2 separate regions of the Homo sapiens genome follow, and region 1 is linked to region 2. A link is a contact called in ENCODE Hi-C or POLR2A ChIA-PET data. All regions are on one chromosome and are shown on one strand. The core of a region is the stretch at or near the end of the contact, and the rest is flanking DNA. Distances in the headings are between cores, read along the strand shown. Region 1 overlaps FERMT2 (FERM domain containing kindlin 2). Region 2 overlaps LOC105370500 (a long non-coding RNA gene).

The links. A loop is a pair of places that touch in the nucleus more often than their neighbours do. ChIA-PET counts read pairs that join two places held with the same protein, here RNA polymerase II (POLR2A).
Region 1: a loop to region 2 is called in a map of CD8-positive, alpha-beta T cell, with 2.4 times the contacts of the local background. The contact joins two enhancer-like sites. A Hi-C loop is called at or near these places in 1 of 168 maps with a recorded cell type or tissue (CD8-positive, alpha-beta T cell). POLR2A ChIA-PET finds 5 or more read pairs at or near these places in 7 of 52 experiments (A673, HEK293, PC-9 and 4 more).

The regions. Positions count from the first base shown.
Region 1 is chr14:52,901,525-52,904,764 of GRCh38, forward strand. The region is part of intron 3 of FERMT2 (FERM domain containing kindlin 2); the gene reads right to left. All of the region lies in intron 2 of LOC105370500 (a long non-coding RNA gene), which reads left to right. Among named protein-coding and RNA genes, the nearest start is that of FERMT2, 48 kb to the right of the region's middle. Within about 2 kb of position 1,772, at least 2 of the 41 ENCODE cell types and tissues checked have a DNase peak (open chromatin) inside an H3K27ac peak, as active enhancers do; they include endothelial cell of umbilical vein, where a contact is called at or near this core.
Region 2 is chr14:52,843,138-52,846,199 of GRCh38, forward strand. All of the region lies in intron 1 of LOC105370500 (a long non-coding RNA gene), which reads left to right. Among named protein-coding and RNA genes, the nearest start is that of GNPNAT1, 53 kb to the left of the region's middle. Within about 2 kb of position 1,802, at least 6 of the 41 ENCODE cell types and tissues checked have a DNase peak (open chromatin) inside an H3K27ac peak, as active enhancers do; they include endothelial cell of umbilical vein, where a contact is called at or near this core.

The DNA.
Region 1 (3,240 bases), core at 522-3,021, 58 kb after region 2:
GAGGCCTCCAGCACAGAAGAGGCAGGAAGAAGAGAGATGAGACAGAAGGAGTGGTCAGATAAATTCAGACAGAAGACCTTGACTTGCTGTTACTGGCTTTGAAGATAGAGGAAGGGGGCAACAAGCAATGTGGAGAGCCTCTAGGAGCTGAGAATGACCCCTAGCAGACAAGCCAGAGGGAATCTTAGTCTTACAATCACAAAGAACCAAATTCTACCAAGCAAAATTCATTCTCACAGCCTCCAGGAAGGAACGCAGCCCTGCTGACACCTTAACTTCAGCCACTTAAGAGTCTATAGAGGACACAGGTGAGCCACGTGTACACACCTTTAACCTACAGTGACTGTGAGATAAATTCGTGTTGTTTCAGGCTGCTAAATTTATGGTAATTTGTTATGGCAGCAATGCAACACCAACAAACCTTCTAACAGGAAAGACAGAGACCAAACAAAAAGAAAAATAACTTATGAGAAACAGACACAATGCAGACTACAGAGAACAAAACACAACGTGCTTAATGAAGAGGCTGAGAAAAAGACAATGACATCTAGAAGAGATAAACAGGATAATATAAAAAACAATGAGAGGCCGGGCACGGTGGCTTACGCCTGTAATCCCAGCACTTTGGGAGGCCGAGGTGGGTGGATCACTTGAGGTCAGGAATTCAAGATCAGCCTGGCCAACATGGTGAAACCCTGTCTCTACTAAAAATACAAAAATTAGCTGGGCATGATGGCGTGCATCTGTAGTCCCAGTTACTCAGGAGGCTGAGGCAGGAGAATTGCTTGAACCTAGGAGGCGGAGGTTGCAGTGAGCCGAGATTGCACCATTGCACTTCAGCTTGGGCGACAACAGCAAAACTCTGTCTCAAAACAAAAACAAAAAAAAAAGAGAGAGAGAGATTAAGAGACTTTAGATATTAACAACAGAGGGGGAAGGGTCCTTTCCATTATTTTCACTATTCTGTTGAAGTATAACTTATATAAAGTCCACAAATCTTAAATATATTTAAGAATACCTATATAACAAACATCCAGATAGAAATATAAAACACTGAAAACTGGCCAGACACAGTGTCTCATGCCTGTAATCCCAGCACTTTGGGAGGCCGAGGCGGGTGGATTACCCAAAGTCAGGAATTCGAGACCAGCCTGGGCAACATGGTGAAACCCCATCTCTACTAAAAATATAAAAATGAGCCAGGCATGGTTGTGAGTGCCTGTAATCCCAGCTACTTGGGAGGCTGAGGCAGGAGAATCACTTGAACCCAGGAGGTGGAGGCTGCAGTGAGCTGGGGTCACACCACTGTACTCCAGCCTGGGTGGCTGAGCAAGACTCCGTCTCAAAAAAAAAAAAAAAAAAAAAAACCCCAAAACACTGAAAATTAAAATGTGATAGCCACCAAAAAAAAAAAAAAAATCCAATATAAAGTCAAGCAAGTGGATCGATCCAAGAACAATGTCTGACTAACAGTAACAGCGAGAACAGAGAAAACAAAGAGGAGGAAATTACCAAGGAAATAATATTATGAAACAACTCTGCATAAATACAAGAAATATCCCCTGGTCAGAAGTCTCCATCACAATGAATGAAAATAAAACCCTAACCAGGCAGGGCACATTGTTACAAAATTTCAAAATGGCAGGGAAAAGAAAAGATCCTAAAAGTTTCCAGTGAGAAAAGGCAGTCTACAAAGAAGATTAAAAATAAAAATCAAGAACACTATTAGGAGGCCAGGCATGGTGACTCATGCCTGTAATCTCAGCACTTTGGGAGACGAAGGTGGGAGGGCTGCTTGAGGTCAGGAGCTCAAGACCAGTCTAGGCAACATAGTGATACCCCATCTCTACAAAAAATTTAAAAATTAGGCAGGCATGGTGGTGCACACCTGTAGTCTCAGCTACTGGAGAAGCTGAAGCAGGAAGATTACTTGAGGCCAGGAGTTAGAGATTAGAGTGAGCTGTGATTGTGTCACTGCAGTCCAGCCTGGGCAACAGAGCAAGACCCTGTCTCTTAAGAAAAGAAAATAAATAAAAGAAAAAAGAAAAAAAAAACACTACCAGGACTATTAATAGCAACATTGGAAGCCAAAAGATAATTTAACAATGACTTCCAAATTCTGAGAGAAAAATAATTTTTGATCCAACAATTCTATCAAAGGGCAGAATAAAGAGAAATATAGTATCTCAAAAATTTACATCCTATTCACCTTTTTCTTACTACCCTGATGGAGAATATATTCCACCAAAATAAGAGAGCAAATCAACACTGAGGAAAACTCAAAGATCAAATACAAGAGAGAAGATGATGCTGAAGGGAAATCCTAGGGCTGTGACTGTACACCTTGGCCAAGAAAATATTCACCCCAGAGTGCAAGAGGATGTCTAGGAAGAAAAAAAGAAAAGTGGGGAGATTGACTATAATCCAAAAATGTATTTGATCATGTTGAAAATTAAGGAGAATAACAGAAAGTAAACGAATCAGCAACAAATATATGTTGCAAAAGCAGCAAATGATAAAAAAGATATATGACACTTTGGAAAGCAAAGATGGGAAAACTGCTTGAGCCCCCAGGAGTTAGAAACCAGCCTGGCGCCTGTAATCCCAGCACTTTGGGAGGCCGAGGTGGGTGGATCACCTGCGGTCAGGAGTTTGAGACCAGCCTGGCCAACATAGTGAAACCTCATCTCTACTAAAAATACAAAAAGTAAGCTGGGCGCAGTGGCTCACGCCTGTAATCTCAGCACTTTGGGAGGCCAAGGTGGGCGGATCACCTGAGGTCAGGAGTTGGAGACCAGCCTGGCCAACGTGGTGAAACCACGCCTCCACTAAAAATTAAAAAATTAGCTGGGCATGGTGGCATGTACCTATAATCCCAGCTACTCAAGAGGCTGAGACAGGAGAATTGCTTGAACCTGGGAGGTGGAGGTTGCAGTGAGCCAAGGTCGCGCCATTGCACTCCAGCCTGGGTGACAGATAAAGACTCTGTCTCAGAAAAAACAAACAAAAACAACAAAAATTAGCCAGGCATGGTGGCATGTGCCTGTAATCCCAGCTACTCGGGAGGCTGAGGCATGAGAATCGCCTGAACCTGGGAGGTGGAGGTTGCATTGAGCCGAGATTGCACCACTGCACTCCAGCCTGGGTGAAAGAGCAAGACCCTTTCAAAAAAAAGAAACAAACAAACAAACAAACCAGCCTGGGAAATATGATGAGACCTAATCTCTAAAAGGAGGAGAA
Region 2 (3,062 bases), core at 552-3,051:
AGTAGCTGGAATTACAGACGCGCGCCACCACGCCCAGCTAATTTTTGTATTATTAGTAGAGAGATGGGGTTTCACCATGTTGGCCAGGCTGATCTCGAACTCCTGACCTCAAATGATCTGCCTGCCTTGGCCTCCCAAAGTGCTGGGATTACAGGTGTGAGCCACTGCAACTGGCCTAGGAATAAGATATTTCTAATAACAGTTTTTCTCTTAAAGATTCCAATAAATGGAAAGAAATACCATACCCGTGGATTGAAACATTCAATATTAAAATGTCACTTCTCCCCAAAGTAAAATAGAGATTTGGTACAATCTCAAGCATAATCCGAGCAGTCATTAATATATTAATAGGAGCTGAAAAGATGATTTAAAAATCTATGCAGGCCAGGCTTGGTTCATTTACTTTGCATATATTTGAATGTTTTCATAATAAAAAGTTTTTAAAAGCATTCATGAAATATAAAAACCAACTGATTGGATAGATCGTAGTTTGCTGCCATCCCTGTACCTTTCCTGGACAATGTTCAATTATCCATGTAAAGGGGACAGAACACATTGTACTATTACAAGCTTTGGAGCCATTTTGCAGCTATGTGGCTTTGAGAAAATTTCTTGACTTCTCCGTAGTCTGGTTCCCTCTTCAGGCTTGTTGCGTTCATGTGAGATCACACACCTCTGGTGTCGAGTGCGTTGTCAAGCCCCTGATGCACCATTGCTTGTTCAATAAGTGTTCATGACTGCTCATGGAGGAAAGTGGGGCAGAGATTACCTTTAGAAAAATGTATTCTTGGCCAGGTGCGGTGGCTCATGCTTGTAATTCCAGCACTTTGGAAGGGCGAGGCTGCCAGATCACCTGAGGTCAGGAGTTCGAGACCAGCCTGGCCAACGTGGTGAAATCCCGTCTCTAATAAAAATACAAAAATTAGCCAGGCGTGGTGGCGGGCACCAGTAATCCCAGCTACTCAGGAGGCTGAGGCAGGAGAATCGATTGAACCCAGGAGGTGGAGGTTGCAGTGAGCTGAGATCACACCACTGCACTCCAGCCTGGGTGACAGAGCAACACTCTGTCTCAAACAAACAAACAAAAACAAAAACAAAAAAAAACACAAAAAATTATTATTTGGTTTTGGAAAAATCCTTTTCTGTTTATTTTGAATGTGACTGATATTTGGGAACTGGCATGATAGGGTCATACTGCAGGAGATTTGGGTAAGAATAAATGAGAAAGGGGCTCTGCCCTTGCAGTAGACTCTTCACCTTCACACTTAACTTGAGAATTAACTCCTGAACTTTGTCTCCATGACATTGCCTCCACATTCCTGACAAATAGCACATAAAGGGATAATGCAGATGACCCTGACTTTTTTTTCTTGTTTGCCTTTTGAATTTGAGAGCACCTATCTCTGGATTGTTTTGATTGGGTCAGTATTTAAATTGGCTCTATTTCCTGTCTTTAAAACAGCTAGTAATAGAGAAGGCTAAGATTTTAGACCTAAAAATAGCAGAAAAAGGAAAAAAAATGTATATCCAGCTAATAAAAAAAAACTAAGCATATAATCACATCAAGCCCGGGCCTGGAATACTGTTCTGAGTTTCTTTTATTAGCAACTTTCACTTCCGTGTTCTCACATTGTTACGGGCTGATCTTTTCCTTTGGCTGGAGTTCTTTTCTTCTTTCAGTCAAGGAACTGGTTTAGGCACCTTCTCTACGCCAGGCCCTGTTAGGCACTGGGGACGTGCGGCTGAGGGTGGCCTCCTAGTTCTCAGGCTGGGAGACAGACACTGAGGACATAATAAGACCCCTGTGGGGACTCTTTAGAGAGGGTTGTCAGGGAAGGCCCCTCAAGATGTCTTGAGTGCAGACCTGTGGGATGAGAAGGGCTCTGCTGGTCTCTCTTCCTTGCTTTGCATAGTGTTGGTTATTGGTGTCATTTTTTTCTCTAGAGGACCTAGATGGAATTTACCAGAAAGAGCTGTCTTTGACGATTTATTTAGGGTCACGGTGTTTCCAAATCCCTTCACAGAAGTTGCTCTGAGCACCACAACATATTTTGTTTTAGAGAAGCAGATTTAAGCACATCTGCTCCGGGTCTAAGGTCTCTGTGCACTCCTAGCCATGTCACAAAAAGATTCCCACGCTTCAGCTCTCTTGCTGGTTATCTGTGATCTCGTTCCTTCCCTTTTGTCCTCCCCTGAGGATGTGCTCATGTGCTGGTGTCTGTTTCTGGCCCATCTCTCTCTCCTCATCCTAAATGTAAGGAGTGTCTTTAATGGACATTGGGCTTCCCATGGGTCTTCTCCATGACATCCTGTTTGGGAAGCTTCAGTGTGTTATACCACTTTATCTTAGACTTCTGTAAAACTTTTTTTGTTGCTTTCTCATTTTTGTTCCTCCACTGCTTTTTAAAAATACAAGCATTCAGCTGGATGCGGTGGCTCATGCCTGTAATCCCAGCACTTTGGAAGGTGGAGGCGGGTGGATCACCCGAGGTCAGGAGTTTGAGACCAGCCTGACCAACATGGTGAAACCCTCTCTCTACTAAAAATATGAAAATTAGCTGGGCTTGGTGGCGCATGCCTGTAATCCCAGCTACTTGGGAGGCTGAGGCAGGAGAATCACTTGAACCCGGGAGGCAGAGGTGCAATGAGCTGAGATCATACCATTGCACTCCAGCCTGGGCAACAGAGTGAGACTCCACCTTAAACGAACAAACAATATGAGCATTTAAACTAATTTAGGTTACAATTGATGCTTCACATGCATGTATTTTTAAAATGTTATTTATTTTAGAGATAGGGTCTCCCTCTGTCACCCAGGCTGGAGTGCAGTGGTGTAATCATGGCTCACTGTGGCCTTGAGGTCCTGGACTCAAGTGATCCTCCTGCCCCAGCCTTCCAAGTAGCTAGGACTACAGGTGTGCACGACCATACCTGGCTAATTCTTTTTTTTTTTTTTTTTTTTTTTTTTTTTTTTTTTTGAGATGGAGTGTTGCTCTGTTGCCCAGGCTGGAGTGCAGAGGCACGATCTCAGCTCACTGCAACGTCTGCCTCCCGGGTTTAAG